Regions from separate parts of the Mus musculus genome. Here region 1 is linked to region 2. A link is a loop called in an ENCODE intact Hi-C map of the cell type or tissue named here. Cell type or tissue: left cerebral cortex. All regions are shown on one strand. Links, peaks and the distances in the headings refer to the core of each region. The heading gives the core; the rest is flanking DNA. Region 1 has its middle 40 kb from the start of 4930424E08Rik. Region 2 holds the start of Gm41253 (a long non-coding RNA gene).

Region 1 (10,530 bases), core at 1,377-9,376, 130 kb after region 2:
AGATCTGTGTGGAACAGAGAAAGGTATAGAACTAGCCTCTTGGTGGACCATGGGCAAGACAGTTGGATTAAGTATAGAGCTGGGCTGCTGCCCAAGCAAAAGGCTCAAGCTTTAAACCACAGGTGACAACGCATGTTGGAGAGGATGCAGAGAAAGAGGAACAGACCTTCATTGCTGGTGGGATTGCAAACTGGTACAATAACTCTAGCAATCAATCTGGAGATTCCGCAGAAAATTGGAAATAGATCTACCTGAAGACATAGCAATACTACTCTTGGGAATATACCCAAAAGACGCCCCACCATGTTACAGGGGCACGTGTTCCACTATGTTCATAACAGTCTTATTTGTGACAGCCAGAAGCTGGAGACAACCCTGATGTCTCACGACAGAAGAATGGATACAGAAAATGTGGTTCATTTACATGGAATACTACTCAGCTATTAAGAACGAGGATATCCTGAGTTTTGCAGGCAAAAGGATGGAACTAGAAAATATCATCCTGAGTGAGGTAACTCAGACCCAAAAGGACATGCATGGTATGTACTCACTAATAAGTGGATGTTAGGGAAAAAAAAAAGTAAGATACCCAAGATACAGCCCCAGAACTCAAAAAGGTCAACAAGCTGAAGTGCCCAAGTGAGGATGCCTGGACGCCTCAGTCCCACTTGGGAGGGAGAAGAAAGCAATCACAAGTGGTGAAAGAGGGAGGGACAGGGGGAGGGAGGCAGAGAGGTGGGAATGATGTGAGAGGACTTAGATGAGGGAAAATATCAAAATGTACTATATGAAAATTTTTAAATAAAAATATAATAAAAATTTCCTTTTCTTTACATGTCTCTTTGCACAGTACCCACTGTTACCTACTCAAGTGTATTACTCATCCTGTGAACTCTGGCTTTCTTTCAGTCCCATCTGGCCTATATTTCATCTAAGGATTTCTATCGCTGTGATGAAACGCCGTGACCAAAAGCAACTTGGGGAGGAAAGACTTCATTTCATTTACATTCCACATTACAGTATACCATTAAAGGCAGTGAAGGCAGGAACTCAGACTGGGCAGGAACCTGGAGGCAGGAGCTGATGCAGAGACTGTGGGGGACTGTTGCTTACTGGTTTGCTCCTCATGGCTTTCTCAGTCTGCTTTCTTATAACACCCAGGACCATCTGCCCAGGGATGGCACTAGCCAGAACGGGCTGGTCCCTCCCCCATCAATCGCTAAGTAAGAAAATGCCCCACAGGCTTGCCTGCAGCCCAGGCTTATGCAGAAGTTTTCTTAATTGAGGTTCTTTGCTCTTAGATGGCCCTAGCTTGTGTCAAGTTTACATAAAACCAGCCAGTATATTTATAATTTTTCTTTAAAAGTTTAGCTTTAGGCTCTTTTAAAAAAAATACTATCTCTGTCTCTACTTAGCTCTTTGAATATAAGGAATGCAGTTATAATAATGATTTAATGTCCTGACTGGTAAATCAATGTCTCAATTCTGGTTTGGTGGAGATAGAATGGTTTTTCTTTTTATTGTGTGTTATGTTTTTCTATTTCTGCATGCCTAGCAGTTTTTTTTTTTAAATTGCATTCCAGACATTGTGAGTATTCCTTTTTATAATTCTTATAAATGTTCTTGAACTGAGTTCTGGAAAAAGTTCCTTGGAAACAGTTGAACTTTTTGGGTCTTGCTTTGATGTAGAACTCCATGCAGGCACAGCCTGTGCATTGTTGCCAAGCATTTCAGCTTCTCTCTAGCAGCTGCGGCTAGCATCCTATGTGAGTGTAGACAGTAAAAGTCCATCCATTGCCAAAGGGCCCTTGGGGTACAATGATCCCTAGCTAGGAGCAGTGGGTATAGGATTTGTCCCCTGGATAGGAGCGCTGGGCATAGGGGTATTTTTGTTTCATCACTGCGACCCCCCCCCCCCCCCGTAGCCAGTATCTGGTGAGATTCTGGAGCTTGCCTGACAAAAACAGTCCTTGTTATTGGTCCTGTTGGGAGAGTCTTCCCTCAGCATTCAGAAGAGCATTCCTCCTTGGAGTGTACTTTAGGCATCAGGATACACCCCAGAAATGCCCTTACTCTGAAAATCTATCTGCTTTTTCTTTCTAGATTTGCAACGCAGTCTTTTACACTTAGAGAGCCTGCTAGGCTTCCTGTGAGTTGTATTTCTCTGTTTGTTTGTTTGTTTGTTTTTCGAGACAGGGTTTCTCTGTATAGCCATGGCTGTCCTGGAACTCACTTTGTAGACCAGGCTGGCCTCGAACTCAGAAATCCGCCCGCCTCTGCCTTCCGAGTGCTGGGATTAAAGGCTGGGAAACTCCCAAGGTGGTAGCTTGGAAAGCAGTGCTGTTCACTTTATTAGCTCCCTGCTTGGTGAACCATAACCTCACTGGGTGATACCTACTCGTTAAACGTTTTTTTCTGTCTCTTTGGAGTTTTGATATTTGAGATGGGAGAGTTAAGGTAGTCACAATAACTTAATTTTTGCAGGAAGTAGAGCTTCCCAACAAAAAAATAATACCATAAATTATAAAAACCCAGTACATTAAAAAAGTGATAGATTTCTGCAAAATCACCCAAACACAATACTTGCAGACATTTTAATATATAGTATTTATTTCTCCTTTTTTTTTTTAAATATTGAGTTTCATTATATCCTGACCAATGCTGAATTGGTATCATTTTCAGAATCGGTTGATAAAAATGGAGGCTGTATTTTATTTTAAACTTTCATTTCTTTTTTTGAATCCTAGTTATATTCTGTTAAGAAGATGCTCAGGAACTGGAGAAGTGCCTAAGCAATGAAAAGCCCATTCTGCTCTTCCCAAGCGACAGTTTGGTCCCCAGCACATGTCAGGAGGCTCACACCCACCTGTAACTCCAGCTCCATGCATATGGCACCCTCTTCTGGCTAGGCAGGCAGGCAGGCCTCTGTCTCCTCCCCCATAGCTTTCTGGTTTTCTGTGTACATTTTATAGACTAGCCCACTCTTTGCCCACTGGCTTAAATATTTATGTGCTATAAGTTCTGCTTCTATTTAGTAGAGAATCTGGGTCTAGAATCTAGCATTCTGTTTTCCAGGTCCCATTCTCAGCTGGAGGTCTCTCTTTTGCTCTCACTCATTTCTACATTCTACAAATGTCTATTCATTCTACAAATGTCCACCTAACCCCTCTTCAGTAGCCATAGATCTCCAGCTGGGAAAGGCACGGATACCCACAGGTGTCATAAGTAGAGCTGTCTGGCTCAGACAGCTTACTGTTGGTCATTTTCTCGCAGAATTACTATAACAACGTGGCTCGTCTGACAGCTTTCATACGAGGATGCACATTCACACACAGGCACATGGCTTTCATATGAGGATTCACATTTACACCCAGGCGCACGTGCACACGTGCTATGTTGTGAGCTTATCACCCTCACTGCCTGCCGTTCTTTGCCAGTTAGAAAGCCAAGTAGGGGAAGGTGAGAAGGAAGATTTCTGGTGCACATGCAACTGTCAAAAGCTAAATATAGGTCACACCGGTGACTGAGAATCATGGCAATCCATCCCCCCTCAGCATGTTTGAGTGTCTGCCTCTCAGATCTGTTCCTTGCCTCCTGATTAACAGCCCTTCCCACCTCCTATCTTTCTCAGGATCTCTTCCTGGTGAGACTAGGTCGACTTTTTCAGAGGAATATGATGATGATCGGTGTTTTCGCAAACATCCGGACTTTTATTCCTTCTTGCGACTTCAACTCAAGAATATTTAGTGATGTGTCATGGAATATGAGCAGAAGGTTAAAGAATTACTGCGTTATTTGGCCGAGAGCTGTCACGTTCTAGAAAGCTGGCTACTGTATCAGCTTTTGGTCCTTTTGAGAGTAGAGCCCCCAGATAAGAATGATGACATGCTATTCAAGTGAGAAATGAATTTTTGTTGTCTGAAGCCACCAAAGCATAGGACACAATTCTTCTACAGCCTAGCTAATCTGACTGCTATGTATTATAATAACTGACATTATTTTCATGACAGAAGACTGAGTTATGCTGCTTGTGAAACATGAATATATTATGTATACCTGAAGCAGCATTTCTGCCACCCAAATAATCAAGTGGCGTGGTCAAGGACACTGGAAGCTGGCTGCCTCCTTTCCTGTCCAGTCAGTGGTGCTCAACAGTGCTGGTAACGGGCATTAAAAAAAAAAAAAAAAAAAAGACCAGAACGGTTGTGATGCCTCATAGGCAAAGCAACCTCAGGGCCTTTCTTAGTAAGCCTGGCTAAGAAGCAAAGCCTTCCGTCCTGGACTCCTTGCTGATGGACCCTACCTGCCCTTGGGGGTTGGAGGTGAGGTGGTGCAGAGCCAACAACACAGACTCCCGGGAGCAGGTGAGAAACAGCCAAAGTTAGCTCTCAGAGCACTGCCGCAAGCTCCTTTCATACCCTCCAGCCACCACCATTGGTCCCAAGAAAGCAGCTCTTCTAAACAGCACTTCCTGATTGGCTGGCAGTGCCTGCACCAGCAATCCTTGCTCTCCCAGGAAGTCCTCAATTCTGTCCTCCTGAAGGAGCTGCTTTTGCGACTGCATGGCCCACCCAGCGTTTACATAGAGGCAGCCCTGCCTTCCATCTGCAAGTTCAGTCTTGGCGATTGACACTTTGGGGTTAGTGAACCAAGATGTACGGATTAGTTCATACTCCGGTTTCGTGTGACTGTGGAGTTTGCCTACTTGCCCAGCAGGACCTCTGTGAATGCAGAGGGAAATAAGATCCAAGCAGGTGTTTCCTAGGCGGTGAGCACCAGGTCCCTGCGTCTTAGGTAGAGCAAGAACTGTCACATTTAATTTTGACTTCAATTAAGCTTTTATAACGTTGGGGATTTCCCCATTTCTTTCCTTGTCTGCGGCATTACGCCCAGTGGCCTTATTAGGTAATTTCTGCAGTTCTGATGGTCAAAATGGGGAGCAGGAAGTGGTAATTTCTTGATTTTCTTATGTTAATTATTTATCTCAAGAGTTTTCATAATCTGGCATCCAGATACTTTATTGTACCCCATTGATAATAGATATTGTATTATTTTTCTTTTTATTGAATATAGAATTCTTCTCATAATATATTCTGATTCCGGTTTCCCTTCCTGTAACCTCCCCCCAGTTCTTTCCCACCCTCCCTTTCATGTGGATGCCCCCTTTTCTGTCTTTCATTAGAAAACAAAGAGGCTTCAAAGGCATGATAATACAATATAACAAACTAAAGTAAAATAAGATAAAGCAACAACAACAAAAAGAACACAGCAGAACTGGACAAAACAAACAAACAGAAGGAAAAGAGTCCAAGAGAAGGCACAAGAGACAGAGACCCACTCTGTTTGCACACTCAGAAAGCCCGTAGAAGCACTAGGCTGGAAGCCTTAATATTTACTCAAAGGACTTATAGGATAATAATAATAATATATATACATACATATACATATACATATACATATACATCATATACATATACATCATATACATATACATCATATACATATACATCATATACATATACATCATATACATATACATATACATATACATGTACATGTACATGTACATATACATATACATATACATGTACATGTACATATACATATACATATACATATACATATACATATACATATACATATACATATACATACATACATACACACATATATATATACATACATATATATATATATATATATATATATATATATATATATATATGGTTTTTTTTTTAAAGGAAAAGCCGTGACATGACCCCGCGAGACAGGAGCATCCAGCCTCCACCGATGCCTTTGACTTTGTTTCCTGTTGGCCATCTGGCTGGCTGGGCATGCAGCCTACCCTTAAGAGAAGTTTGTTTCCTCACTGAGATTCCTTTGGAGAAAATTGAACTTTCATTTGTAAGCAGTTATCAGTTGGAAGTTGTTTCTGGGTTAGGGATGGGGGCATACATTCATGTCTCCTTAAGACACTGTCTGGTGCAGACTTGTGCAGACCTGTGCAGGTCCCTGTGCATGCTGACTCAGACTCTGTGAGCTCAGGTGAATTTTGATCATGTTGGCTTAGAGGGTCTTGTTTTCTCCGTGGCCTACTCCCTTCTGGCTCTCACACTCCTTTCTGCCACCTCTTCCTCCTACTCCCTTCTGGCTCTCACACTCCTTCTGCCACCTCTTCCAAGGGGTTTCCTGAGCTCTGAGGGGAGGAATTTGATGGAGATGTCCCATGTAGGGCAGGGTGTTTCCGAGTCTCACACTCTACATGATGACTGCCTGTGTTTCTCTGTATCTCAGGGTGTTCCAGAGTCTCCTACTCTCTGCCTGTGTTTCTCTGTCTCTGCTCCCATTGGCTGCAGGATGAAGTTTCTCTGATTGATGGCTGAGCAAGGGATTGATCTAAGAGTACATACAGAATGTCACTAAGAGTCATTTTATTCTAACATTTTCTTTAAAAGAACAGTAGTATTTGGTCTTTCTATGGGTCCCTTGGCTACCTAGCCTCAGTCTCTTGATCACCAAAGTAGTGTCAGCTATGGGTTCCTCTTAGTAGAGTGGGCCTTAAGTAAAATTTGATATTGGTTGGTTGCTCTCATGAGCTTTGGCCACCATTGCCCTAGCCTATCTTGTAGGTAGAACACCATTGTAGATCAAAGCTTTTGTGGTTGAGTTGGTGTTTACAATTTTCCTTTAAAGTATGGAGAGTACCTTCCTTCAAAGGCCCTTTCTGTAACTAATGAAACGATTGTGTGTGTGTGTTTTCTTTCAAGTTGTTTATATGGTGGATTGCAGTTCTCAGCTCACATCTGCTGAACCATTCCTTCATCTCTGGGATGAAGCCTAGTTGATCACGGTGTATGACTTTGTCATGTTCTTAGAGTCTGTTTGCAAGCATTTTATTGAGAGTTTTTGTGTCTATGTTCAAAAAGCAAATTTGTCTTTCTTTGTTGGAACTTTTGTGGTGTGGGTATGAAGCTAACTGTGGCCTCATTAAGTGAATTTGGCAGTGTTCCTCCTGTTTCTCTTTTGTGGAATAATCTGAGAAGTATTGGCATTAACTCTTCTTTTAAAGTTTGGTGAAATTCTGCACTAAAACTATCCGGTCTTGCAGGTTTTGTTATTATTATTATTATTATTGTTATGTATTTTAATTTTTGGTAAGGAGATTTTTTTTAATGATTACTTCTATTTCACTAGGATTTATAGGTCTTTTAAAATTACTTATCTGATCTTGATTTGATTTGGATGGATGGTATCTAATGAGGAAAATCATCCATTTCTTTTGGGCTTTTGAATTTGTTACAGTACAGGTTTTAAAGTATGTTCTTCTGATTCTCTGGATTTCCTTAGTGTCTGTTGTTTTGACCCCCTTTTCATTTTTAATTTTGTTAATTTGGATATTCTCTATTCTTGGCTTTTAATTATTTTGGATAAGGGTTTTGTTAATCTTCTTGACTTTTTCAAAGAACTGTCTCTTTGTTTCATTAATTCTTTGCATTTTTTGTTTCCATTTTGTTGATTTCAGCCCGAATTTGATGATTTCTAGCTGTTTACTTTTTTGGGCGTGGCTTCTTCTTTTTCTCTCTCTAGAGCTTTGAGGTGTGCTCTTAATTAACAGTATAAGATCTCTCTAATTCTTTTTTTTAAAAATAATGTGGGGTGGGTGGATATGGGGGACTTTTGGCATAGCATTGGAAATGTAAATGAGCTAAATACCTAATAAAAAATGGAAAAAAAAATAATGTGGGCTTTTAGTACTATGAACTTGCTTCTTTTTCATAAGTTTAAGTATGTTGTGAATTCATTTTCATTCAATTCTGGAAAGTCTTTAATTTCTTTTTTTTTATTTTTATTTTTTATTTTATTTTTTATTACATATTTTCCTCAATTACATTTCCAATGCTATCCCAAAAGTCCCCCATACCTTCTCCCCCACTTCCCTACCCACTCATTCCCATTTTTTTTGGCCCTGGCGTTCCCCTGTACTGGGGCATATACAGTTTGCATGTCCAATGGGCCTCTCTTTCCAGTGATGGCCGACTAGGCCATCTTTTGATACATATGCAGCTAGAGTCAAGAGCTCCGGGTACTGGTTAGTTCATAATGTTGTTCCACCTATAGGGTTGCAGATCCCTTTAGCTCCTTTAATTTCTTTCTTGACCCAATCTTCATTCAGAAGTGAGTTGTTCAGTTTCTATGAGTTCGTAAGATTTCTGTTCTTTTTTTAAAAATTTTAATTTTTTTTGTTTTTTGTTGATATTCTGCTTTAATCTTTTGTAGTTAGATACATGGCAGGGTGCTATTTCAGTTTTTTTGTTTCTGTTGAGAGTAACTTGTGTCTGACTATGTGGCCAGTTTTGAAGAAAGTCATGAGCTACTGAGAATAAGCTCCCTGAGGCGCTGAGAAGATATATTCTTTTGTGTTTGGGTGAAATGTTCTGCAAATAATGGTTAGTTCCACTGATGTATAATGTCGGTTAGCTCCAGCTTTTCTCTGTTTAGTGTTTGCCTGGATGGCCTATCTATTGGTGGCAGTGTGGTACCCAAGTCTTCCACTATAAGTGTGTGAGCATCAGTATACAATTCAGGGTGTTCACTTGGTAGATTTTCCTTTGATGAGTATGTAGTGTCATTACCTACTCCTTTTGATTAGTTTTGGTTTGAAGTCTATTTTGTTAGATATTAAAATGGCTACACCAGGCTGACTTTTAGATCTATTCGCTTGGATCATCTTTTCCAGCCCCTTACTCTGAAGTAATGTCTACCCTTGAGCTTGAGGTCTGCTTCTTAGATGCAGCAGAAGGATGGATCCAGTTCATAGCCATCCTGTTAGTCTGTGTTTTGTTTAATTGAGAAATTGAGAGCATTGCTATTGAGAGGTATCAATAACCATTGATTGTTGATTCCTGTTTGTTGTTGTTGTGTGTATTTCCCTTATTTTGATTTTGTTGGTCTAAGATTATTTATTCCTTGTATTTTTATGGGTGTAGTTAACCTCCTGAGGTTGGAGTTGTCCTTCTAGCTCTTTCTGTAGGGCTGCGTTTGTAATATAGATATTGTTTAAAAGTGGCTTTAACATGGAATATCTTATTTTTTCCATCTAAGGTAATAGAAAGTTTTGCTGGGTATTGTAGTCTGGACTGACATCTGCCATCTTTTAGAGATGGCAGCACATCTGTCCAGGCCCTTATAGATTTTAGAGTCTCCATTGAGATACATCATGCATAATTCTGATAGGCCTGCTCTCCGATACTACTTGGTTTGCTGAGGTTTGTCCTCCATAGATTCATGTGTTTGAATGTTTGGCCCCTAGGAAGTGACACTATTAGGAGGTGTGTCCTCGTTGGAATAGGTGTGGCTTTGTTGGAGGAAATGTGTGTCACTATGGAGGTTGGCTTTGAAATCCTATGATCAAGCTCCACTAGTATGAAAGAGACCCTGATGCTGCCTGCCTGCTAGAGCTAGTCTCTTCCTGCTAGAGCTAGTCTCTTCCTGGTTGCCTTTGAATCAAGATGTTGAACTCTTGAATCCTCCAGCACCATGTCTGCCAATATCCTGCCACGCTGCCACATCATGATGATAACAGACTGACCCTCTGAATTATATAAGCCAGCCCCAATTAAATGCTTGCCTTTATAAGAGTTGCCTTGGTCATGATGTCTCTTCACAGCAATAAAACCCAAACTAAGACACTTGACCACTGTTTCGTGCAGCTTTTAATATGCTTTATTTGTTCTGTAATTAAGTGATCATTATGTATCCAGGGGAATTTCAATTCTGTTCTGTTCTATTTGGTGTTCTGTATGCCTCTTATACTTTGATATACATGTCCTTCTTTAGGTTAGGAAATTTTTCTTCTATGATTTGTTGAAAATATTTTCTGTACCTTCGACCTGGGTTTCTTTCCTTCTATTCTTATCACTTTTAGATTTGGTCTTTTTACAGTGTCCCAGATTTCCTGGATGTTTTGTGCCAGAATCATTTTTAGATTTATTATTTTCCTTGACAGTGGTATCCGTTGCTTCTATCATATCTTCAATACGGAGATTCTCTCTCCCATTTCTTCTATTCTGTTGCTTGCCTCTGAGGTTCCTGCTCAGGTTCCTAAGCTTTTCATTTCCAGAGTTCCCTCAGTTTGTGCTTTAATGATTCTATTTTCACTTTTAGGCCTTGAACTATTTTATTAGTTTCTTTACATGGTTTGTTGGTGTTTTCATAGATTTCTTTAAGGGATTTATCTGTTTACTCTTTAAAGACCTTTGTTATATATTCATAAAGGATAAATATTCTAAGATCTTTGTCTTGTGCTTCAATAAGGCTGCAATACTCAGGCCCTGTTGTGGTAGTGATGCTGGGCTTTAGAAGAGACATATTGTCCTGGATGTTAATGTGTTTTACACTGATGTCTAGGCTTTTGGGCATGGCACTTTTATAGTTCTGGATGCTGATATCTGGTCTTGTCTTTGTTGGGTTTGTATTTTGTTTCTTGGTTTCTGTTGCCGTTTCTGGTTCTTGGGAAAGTGTGATGGCTGT
Region 2 (10,530 bases), core at 1,363-9,362:
TCTGAAAATCATGCCAGTGCAGAAGCAGACTCAGGTTGGCCAGTGGACCAGGTTCAAGGCTTTTGTCCCTGTTGGGGACTACAATGGTCACGTTGGTCTTGGTATTAAGTGCTCCAAGGAGGTTGCCACTGCCATCCGAGGGGCCATCATCTTGGCCAAGCTTTCCATCATCCCTGTGCAGAGAGGCTACTGGGGGAACAAGATTGGCAAGCTGCACACTGTTGCTTACAAGGTGACAGGCCACTGTGACTCTGTGCTGGTGCGTCTCATCCCTGCCCTCAGAGGCCCTGGCATTCAGCCAGAGGCTGCACTGTCATCCTGGGCAACTTTGCCAAGGCCACCTTTGATGCCATCATCAAGACCTACAGCTACCTGATCCCCGACCTCTGGAAAGAGACTGTGTTCACCAAGTCTCCTTATCAGGAATTCACTGATCATCTTGTGAAAACCCACACCAGAGTCTCTGTTCAGAAGATCCAGGCTCCAGCTATGGCTGGTGTGGGTTTTTTATACAAGAAAAATAAATAAAGTCTGGAAAAAAAAGTAGAACAAAAGTTCCTTCAGAGATACTGGAGGGAGGTGGGAGAAAGGTCACCCAGGGCCTTGATGAAGCCTTTGGGGAGGATGAAATAGATGTTCATTATGTTTCTTAAATGTGTGTGCATGTACATGTGTGTGTGTGTGTGTGTGTGTGAGAAAGGCATGCCCTTCTGTGCACACATGTGAGTGTTTGCCACAGTGTGAGTGCATGGGGAGGCCATAGGACAACCTTGGGTCATCTTCCATTTTGTGTGAGAAAGGGTCATTACTGGATGTCAAGCTAGCTAGCCACATGCTTACACACACATACCCACACACACACCACCACACACACACACACCACACCCACCCACACCCACGCACATGCACACACATGCACCTCCACCCACACGCACATGCGCACACACACACACACACACACACACACAGACACGCACACGCACACACACACTTTAGAACGATAGAATGATTGTGGTCATGGTTTCTTGTTTATGCAAAAGCCGGAATGTAACAGAGTCACAGTTCATTAAATGTTTTATGCCAGTCTACTCTACACCTCAGACGAGCTCCTGGGAAGTCGGTGAACATGAACCAGAAGGTGGAGAATATGTTCTGTGACCCTTACTAAAGCTCCTGAGATTTCACATCAGCTGTCACTTGTGCTGCTAATAGCCAGATTTTGGTGTCGGAAAAATAGCAACTTATAAAAAGGTTTCTTGTTCAGGAAGCTTTGAACAAACAATTCATTCGCTTCAAGCACACCAAGCACGCCCGTGTTGTTACCATGCTGCGCCCAGTATGAAAGGGGGGGTTGTTGCAACCATGGACCCAAACTCCTTGTTCCAAATACTAGGAAACAACAGCCTAATGAGTGATTTTTGAAAACCGATTTCCACCCCCAAATGAAGTATAAACCCTGTTGATGCTTCAGAACACAGAAAATGAACACAGATGGTAAATCAAATTTAGGGAGTGGGGACATTCTCCACAGCGCCTAGCTGCCAACTTCAAAACACTAGATGGCTCCCCTAATGTATTTTAGATTGAGTTAAAAATAGGGCTTCTCATCAGAGTTATTGAGAAAGATGACAATCATTTCTCAAGTGACGGTGCCGTTCTTAAGAGCTCTGGCTTACGAAGAAAGGAAGCTGCAGGGCAGGCCCAGAGAGATGGCTCAGGGGTGGCACCACAGGTTCCTTCTCATTAAGACACCTGAGCAATGGTGGGGACTCATCATGTGTCATTTCAAAGAGGGAACAGCAAGTGGGTAGTTTTTCATTTATCTTGAAAGATTTATTTTATGTGTGATTGTGCACACACATGTACACACACATGTACACACATGCACACACATGTACACACACATGTACACACACATGTACACACACATGTACACACACACACACACACACACACACACACACACACAGGTGCCTGAGCATATATCAGTGTGACACGCACACAGGAGCTTATGGAGGCCAGAAGAGGGCATCAGATTTCCTTGCAGCTGGGGTTACAGGCAGTTGTGAGCTGCCCACTGTAAAATAAGTTTGGTTTTTTTTTTTTTGTTTGCTTATTATTGTATTTGCCTGTGTGGATATGGAGGTCAAGGGTCACCTCCTACCGTGTGCATCCTAGGGGCAAACCTCAGGTTATCAGCCTTGGCAGCTAAGGGTCCCTGACACCAGCTAGTGGTTCTTAGTTTAATTTTTTTTTTTTTTTTTTAGATTTTACTTATTTTTATGTGTATGTATGTTTTGCCTGATGTAAGTCTATGTACCACATGTCTGGTTCCCATGGAGTACAGAAGAGGACAGTTGATTTCTGGGAACCTGTTGGGAGCTATTAAGACAACACTATTGTCCTGATCTCTGAATTGGGCCTCTCCCCCCACCCCCGAGAAGAAAAGGGGGTCAAAAGTGGGCCACCGATGCACCGCTCTGAGAACAACCACAGATTGTTCCAGCCCTAAGTCAGCGCCTGATGTCCTGACCTCAAGATGTACCCTGATACCGCCAACTTCCTGCTTCCCCGTGTATTCGCCAAAAGAAAAATTTCCGCTGTCCCATTCCTCCTGCTGAGAAGTACTTCCCCTTTTGCTTGTGCATTTAAACCTTGAGCCTTGCTAATACAGTGAGACCTTGATGTTACTCAGACTGCTTCCGTGTGTCGTTCATTGCACAAAGTTCTCGTCTCTCTCTATCCCCCATTTGGTTCTTAGGAGAAGGTCCCCTTGAGACCCTTGAATAACTGGACCTGCTGGGCGGGTCAGGAACCTAGAGTTACAGATGGTGGTGAGCCACCATGAAGGTGCTGGGAGTCAAACCTGGGTCATCCAGAAGAACAGCCAGTATTCATAACTGCTGAGCCATTTTTCTAGCCTCCGGCAATTAAAAATAAAATTATTTGGCCAGGAAGATGGCTCAGTCATGAGGATGGGAGCTTAGTTTCCAGCATTCACATAACAGATCAGCTGTAGTAGCATGAGCCTGTAGCCCCAGTGCTGGGATATGTAGACACGGGGATTGGGGAAGCTTGCTAGCCAGCCAGTCTAGACCAATCAATGAGAGACCCTTTCTCAAAAATAATGAGGTGGAAAGTGTCTGTGGGAGATGCTTAGGGTCAACTCTGGCCTCTATATGTGTGTGTGCACACAGGTGCACATGCACACAAAGCAAGTATTTGATAGATGCTGTTGAACTTGGAGCTTGACCTTCTGCTCCATCCTTGAGGGAGTTTTGTCAACAGGATAGAGGTCTTAATTCTCTGAGGGGTCAGACAAGCTCAGGTAGACAGGTAGACAGGCAGGCTCTGCATAACAGAGCAAAGCTATGGGTTAGAGCTTCCACACTGATTATGAACTGTTGACCCTGGCAACTTACCGGTTTTTAAATCATTGGTAAAGTGGGTATTTGAGAAATACCAGCACACTAGTGTTGTAAATGATTATAATCCACCCTGAATAGGATGGAATAGGAAACTCTTGGTATTTGCAGGATGCCTTATATTTTGTGAAACATTTTCATATTTATGAGTAATTTGCGAATTTTTGTTAAGAGGAATGTGCTTTCTGATGCAACGTTACCCAGAAGCATGGTGTCTAGGGAACATAAAAGCAGACTTACCCTGGTTCATCAAGGTATAGAGTTTCTACCCAGGCCCATACCAGGTCCTATACCAATACGTGGTCTGCTTCCGACCAAGCGCACCTGGCTCCTCCACCAGGAAGGCAGGTGCTTTGCTCAAACACCAGGACAAAGTGGACGTTTGCATGGCGCAGAATCTTAGAGACCTGTTTACTCTGAAGTCACACACAGATTTACTTCATCATGGCGTTATATGCCGGGATTGCACAGAGGTGCTGGCGTGGGCACTTGGGATATTTTTACAGCTGGGTCTTTTGCTCACCGAGGAGTTGAATTCTGTCTTTAAAACACCTATATTAATGAATAGCAACCAGGCCTGTGTCTTGGAGGATACGAAGAAAGCAATTCAAGTTTGTTGCTTGAATCATTATGCAAAGCTGGAGAGCAATAATGACCTTCATTTGAACACTGGATGCGGGTAAAAGCATTCCCCTTCATCTTAGATAATTGAATTCCTTCATGTAAAATTTATAATAAATCTTGGCTTAGTGACTAATAATGGCATTGTTCTATTTTTTTTTTTTAATTAAAGGGGATTTTAGCTTAGCAGCCCATGGTAGTTTATGATTTTGTTTTATTTTGAGACAAGATCTTATGTAGCCCAAGCTGGCCTTGAACTATATTTCTAAGGATGACCCAATCAAAGATGGCCTTGAACTTTCCAGTCTTATTGGCTTGACTTTTCAAGTGTTGGAATTGCAAGGGTGGATCATCCCATCTGGTTTGATGCAGTTCTGAGAATGGAACCCAAGGTTCATGCATGCTAGGCAACTAGGCTACCTTTCTGCCCTTCCACGGGGTTTCTTTTTTTCTTTTTTTTTAATTAGGTATTTTCCTCGTTTACATTTTCAATGCTATCCCAAAGGTCCCCCATACCCAGCCCCCCAATCCCCTACCCACCCACTCCCCCTTTTTGGCCCTGGTGTTCCCCTGTACTGGGGCATATAAAGTTTGCAAGTCCAATGGGCCTCTATTTGCAGTGATGGCCGATTAGGCCATCTTTTGATACATATGCAGCTAGAGACAAGAGCTCCGGGGTACTGGTTAGTTCATAATGTTGTTCCACCTATAGGGTTGCAGTTCCCTTTAGCTCCTTGGGTACTTTCTCTAGCTCCTCCATTGGGGGCCGTGTGACCCATCCAATAGCTGACTGTGATCATTCCACGGGGTTTCTTGTAGAGCAAAGACTTCATGTCTTTCAGGTGCCAGCAACTTTCATCCCTGTTCTCTTTTCTGGCTAGTTTTATGTCAACTTGACCCAAACTAGGGTCATCTGAAAGGAGGGAACCTCAATTAAGAAAATGTTGCCATAAATCCGGCTGCATTAGTGATCAGTGCTGGGGGGCCCAGCCCATTGTAGGTGATGCCATCCCTGGGCTGGAGGTCCTGGGAAGAAAGCAGGCTGAGCAAGCCACGATAAGCAAGGCAGTACTCCTCCACCGGCTCTGAATCAGCTCCTGCCTCCAGGATCCTGCCTAATTCTAGTTCCTGTCCTGGTTTCCTTCAGCTGGTCTACATATTGGGTGTTATCCATATGGATTTGTGGGGCTCTGGCCCAGCCGAAGAGGCCAAAGAGTTGCAGGTCTCCAAGGGGTAGCGGGAGCAGGGCTGGCTGCTGGGCCTCTTCTGGGGCTGCAGGAGGTGGGAGGTAGTAGGGAGGCTAGGAGCCAAAGTCGGGGCCACTGGACAGGAAGTGGCTGCAGCTGCTCGAGCAGCGTCCAGCCATGTCAGCTTCGGAAGAGAATACTCTTCTCTGGAGTGTTACAGTTCGATGAGATATGCACTCTCAGACGATCTTTGGTGAAATAACTCATGCACTTCATTCCTTGTGGATAGGACCTTATCAACATTTGGGTGTGGGTTGGGATCTAGAGGCAGATGCGCTCTATGGGCTTGGTCTGAGACTCTAGGGATGCCTCATCTGCACGAGGAAGAACTTCAGGTGTTGTCCCTAAGTTACTCAATGGGGTGTCGTGGTCACACGTTCCAGAACAGGAGCCTGGTTGGGAGTAGATTTAAGTACCATTCTCAATGATGAGGATTCCTGAATCCGCCCAGCCTTACCAGGTTTTCTGTCTGGTGGCATGCTTCACCGCTCCACAATGGAGAACGATGTGGAAGTGTAAGCCAAATAAACCCTTTCCTCCCCACATTGCTTTGGTCACGGCGTGTCATCTCAGCAGTAGTGACTGTAACTAGGACAATCACTTAAGCCATGTAGCATGCTTCTCCTAGGCAGAGCATCTTAGTTCCTGCTTCAGTTTTAAGCTACTGCGGGCCGTATGAATTCTGTGAAGCTGCCATCTTCAAGGCCTGTGGGTTGCTACGTTTATCTCCTACATCATTTGCAGCCGATTCAGGCATGGTGTGTGAGGCTCTGACTGGGCACAGGGCCACCTGTGGGAGGGGGTGGTACAAGTCCTTGTTTTCAAGGCTCTGATTCTCTGGAAAGGGATGCTCCAGTCATATGGGCCTCCGCCTCCTCCCTCCTGTTGATGAAGTTTAGTCAGCAATTTGAGGAAAAAGAGACAAAGCAGAAAACATATGGGTTGTCAGCCCTAAGGGGCGATTTGGAGTAAGAAGGTTAGCCTGGGGCTTTTGGGTCATATGTCATTTTGGTATTAGGTAGTTATTTTATTTTATTTTGTTTTATGTGTATGAGTGTTTGGCCTGCATGCATATGTGGGAACCATGAGCATGACCTGTGCCCTCAGAGGCCAGAAGAGTGTCTTGGATTCCCTGGAACTGGAGTTAACAGGCAGTTGTGAGCTGTCACGTAGGTGCTTGGAATCAAACCTGGATACTTTGAAGGAGCACCAAGTGCTGTTAACCACTAAGCCATCTCTCCAGCCCCAGTTGGTGGTTTTAAATGTTATTATTATTATTTTTTACATGTATTGTTGTGGGATATCCATTAGAGAAGACTTGTTGGATATAGGTTTAAGTCAATAAAAAGTCTTCCCAGTGTAACCCACAGCTATTCCCAGGGTGAGCTTTTAAGCATAAAAAACAAAAACAAAAACAAACCAACACCCCCCCCCCAAAAAAAAACCAAAAAACAAAAAACAAAAAAACATGTTCTGGGTTGAGATTCTTCAGTTGACAAGAACAGTTAGCCAGAAGCAGAACTACAGAAGCCAAAAAGCAAGGTTAGTACAGTTAGTGACTTTCCCAGAGCTATGGACTTTGATGGATTAAGTTTTTGTTTTTGTTTTGGCTGATGGTACTGTCTACATGCTGGGTTTTAATGGAGTCAGTTGTGCTAAGGTCTGGGGTCCTATTACAGTATGGATGGTTGCCTGCATGTATGTGTGTGCACCATGTGCAAACCAGGTGCCAGAAGAGGCATTGAGTCCCTTGGAATTGGAGTTAGGGTGGGTTAGGAGCTGCCCTGTGAATGCTGGGAAATGTACCTTCACCCTCTGTAAAAGCAGCAATGCCCTTTACCACTGAGCCCCTTCTCTAGGGATGTTAAGTTAGAATAAAAAGCTGAAAAAAATCAGGGGCATGGGGAGAAAAAGAAGCCCTTTCCACCAGGATCTGGCTTGAGTTACTCACTCGCAGAGTCAAGAGCTTCAACATAACTGACCAAAAATGGAGATTGCCTACTGCCGTAGCTTGCCTCATGTGTCAGCTTGACACACTGGGGAAGAAGGAACCATACTGCAGGGATTGCTTCAGTTGGATTGGCTATGAGCATTTTCGTGACTGCTAATTGATGTGGGAAGGCCCATCCAACTGTGGGCAGCACCAGCACTGGGTGGGTGACAGGTAGGCCTGGGATGTATAAGAAGGGTAGCTGAGAAAACCAGAGTGAGCAGCCATTAAACACCATTCCTCTGTGTTTTCTATGTTAGTTCTTGTCTTAAGCTCCTGTCCTGGCTTCTTGAATGGAAGGAGGATGACCTGTGAGAGGAACTAAACCCTCTGTTCCCCACTGTGAGGCAATGGGCTATGCACAGACAGTCTGGTCTCCAGTCGAGTTGAGGTCTGATCCTCCCCCCTCCCCCAGAATCCGATGGGTGGTAATTCCCACCTACATGGGACATTCCCTCATGTCTCCTGGACCCCTGGCTCCTGTCGAAGTTACCGCCCCCACAGCCCCCACAGCCCCCCAAGAGAGGCTCGTGGCTAGCAGTCATGTACACAATGTCCCAAGCTTCTGATCTTCAAGCTAGACTCCTCCCAGTTACCTAGCAACAGCAAGATAACAAGCCCACTATAAGAGGGGCTGCTTGGCCCCACCTCGCTCTCTCTCTCTTACTCTCTCTCTTACTCTCTAAGCTTTTACCTCTCTCTCTCTAAGCCTTCACCTTTCTTACTCTCTCTCTTTCTCTCTTTCCCTTCTCTCCTCTTGGCCATGGCTGGTTTTTCCTCTCTCTCTTTCTACTTTTTCTCTTTCCTTTTGCCTTTCTACAATAAAGCTCTAAAACCATAGATTGTCTCTGTTTAACAAGGCCCAGACTAAGGACTCTCGCCTGCATGGGAATCTCTCTCCCTCTGCCTCTTCCTGTATCTCTGAGGCCGAGAGAGTTGCTCCGAGGCCCCTATTCTGTTCTCAGCTCCTCTGCCGTATGGAGCATGGGATGCCAGAGACCGAGAACCTGGTACTGGGGGCTGCCCCTTGTCCGCCCCTGTGGGGAGCGGGTGTGGCGGCAGTCCCAAAGGCGCCAGGGACTGCAGCTAAGTCATATGACTTGCACCTGACTTCCTCATATAAGACACAAACATCTTGAGTGCTGCGCAGGTGTACCAGGATACAGGTGAATCCAATTTGGTGGAGATTTGCCCCTGCTGCCCTGATTAGCTGAAGCTGCGTGCCTGGTGAGGTGGCGTGGCCTGCTGTGCGTGGATGGGAACTGAGAGTATAAAAGAGTGAGAGGCCCAGGGTTCGGGGGAGATATAAAAACAAGGGAGATATAAAAACAAGGGAGATATAAACAGGGGAGATATAAACAGGGGGAGATATAAAAACAAGGGAGATATAAACAAGGGAGATATAAACAAGGGAGATATAAACAAGAAGAAACAGGACTGAATAAACATGTGCAGAAGGATCCTGTAGCAGCGTCGTTCTTCCTGGCCAGTTGAGCGCGCGCAACACGCCCCCCCCTCCCCCCCCCCCCCCCCGTGGGGTCAGTGGCTTCACACAGCCAGTTGCCTGGGGCCACGTGGAAAGCATTTGGCAGTCTTCCTGCATCTGCCCGCCCAGAGCACAGGAACTCTGGCAGGACAGCAGCTCCCTTCAACACCCACAGCCCCACATCCCATGTTGCTATTGGTCACGCTGTTCATGGTGCTCTTGGTCATGGTGTGTATCACAGCACAGGAAAGCAAAATTGAACTCTTACAGAGAGGCTATAAGATGTCTTAAGATGTCTCAGACAAGGTTGTTATGGACACAACAGGTGACGCTTGCTCAGAGCGGGGACATTTGTGACCTTCTGGTTTAGTCCACTCTGAACCCCCCACAGTCGCGACCCAGACTGTGCACCCAGTAAAACCAACCCAGCTTCTCTGACAAGAGGGGATTCTTGAGGAGACCGCTTCCATGTAGACGCCTCAGGGGCGTGGTCAGGGGCGTGGTCAAGGGCACTGGAAGTTGGCTGCCTCCTTTCCTGTCCAGTCAGTGGTGCTCAACAGTGTTGGTAACGGGCATTTTTTTTTTTTAAAGACCAGAACGGTTGTGATGCCTCATAGGCAAAGCAACCTCAGGGCCTTTCTTAGTAAGCCTGGCTAAGAAGCAAAGCCTTCCGTCCTGGACTCCTTGCTGATGGACCCTACCTGCCCTTGGGGTTGGAGCTGAGGTGGTGCAGAGCCAACAACACAGACTCCCGGGAGCAGGTGAGAAACAGCCAAAGTTAGCTCTCAGAGCACTGCCTCCAGCCACCACTATTGGTCCCAAGAAAGCAGCTCTTCTAAACAGCACTTCCTGATTGGCTGGCAGTGCCTGCACCAGCAATCCTTGCTCTCTCAGGCAGTCTTCAGTCAGGTTCTCCTATAGGAGATGCTGGTTTTTCAGGCAGTCCTCAATTAGGTCCTCCTGCAGGAGATGCTCTTGGGGCTGCAAGGCCCCACAGTGTTTACACAGAGGCAGCCCAGACCCTCCTTTCCTGCTACATCTCAGTTTATCTTTTGCCTGCTGAGTCCCACCTGCCCCCTTTTCAGACAGAGTCTCACTGTATAGCTCTGGGTGTCCTGAAACTCACTGTGTAGACCAGGCTGGCCTAGAACTCACAGGGACCTTGTCTCTGTCTCCCAAGCACTGGGTTAAAAGTCATGTGTCACCATGCCTGGCATCTTGATTGTTTCCCAGTCTGGATAGCTATGCACAGTACCATCATCAACGAACCTGTGTGAGGTTTTGTGTGGACATAAATTTTTGGTCCCTTTGGGTAAATATTAAGGAGGAGGCAGTGAGATCAGTCTGCTGGCTCTGTGAGGAACCGCAGAACCGTCTCCCAAAGAGCCTGTTGTGTTTTAATTTCCAACAGATTGTTCTCGTTCCTACCACTGTTGTTAACCACACCCTCTGACTGGTCCTGTTCAGTTTGTGTGGTTTGATGAGGAAAAGCTGTGTTGTGTCACTGACCATTGATACAGCCCTATTTTATGTTCTTTTACTATGACCTTCAAGCAACTGGCCTCCCGGAGAGTGAAACTGGACTGAGGCAAAAACTGCCTAGCTCTCGGCTCTGGCTGCCAGAATTCGTTCTCTACACTGACTGAAATAGATTAAGAAAATTATATTTTCCAACCTTATCCTCTCAAAATAAAAGTACATGCTACTTAAGTGTTAATCTTCTCTTTATGCTGAGCTTCCTGTGCTGTGGGTATTTCAATC

What was found. Hi-C counts contacts between places; a loop is a spot of excess contacts. Peaks named below come from ENCODE experiments on the same cell type or tissue, not always from the same donor. Only the 100,000 strongest peaks of a DNase experiment are listed, where the experiment ranks them.
Region 1: a loop joins it to region 2, with 7 times the contacts of the local background. A loop is called at or near these places in 9 of 42 quality-filtered maps.

What each region holds. Positions count from the first base shown.
Region 1 is chr14:120,671,613-120,682,142 of GRCm38, reverse strand. No RefSeq gene overlaps it. Among named protein-coding and RNA genes, the nearest start is that of 4930424E08Rik, 40 kb to the right of the region's middle. In left cerebral cortex, for the core only: a CTCF peak has its summit at 2,901 (motif pointing left); DNase peaks (open chromatin) are centred at 2,873, 3,419 and 6,149; H3K27ac peaks cover 386 bases.
Region 2 is chr14:120,805,092-120,815,621 of GRCm38, reverse strand. Gm41253 (a long non-coding RNA gene) reads left to right here and starts at 9,330. Exons shown (of 6, transcript XR_874981.1): 1 at 9,330-9,530. It also overlaps the pseudogene Gm18076. In left cerebral cortex, for the core only: no CTCF peak of the experiment used is centred there; a DNase peak (open chromatin) is centred at 6,080; H3K27ac peaks cover 537 bases.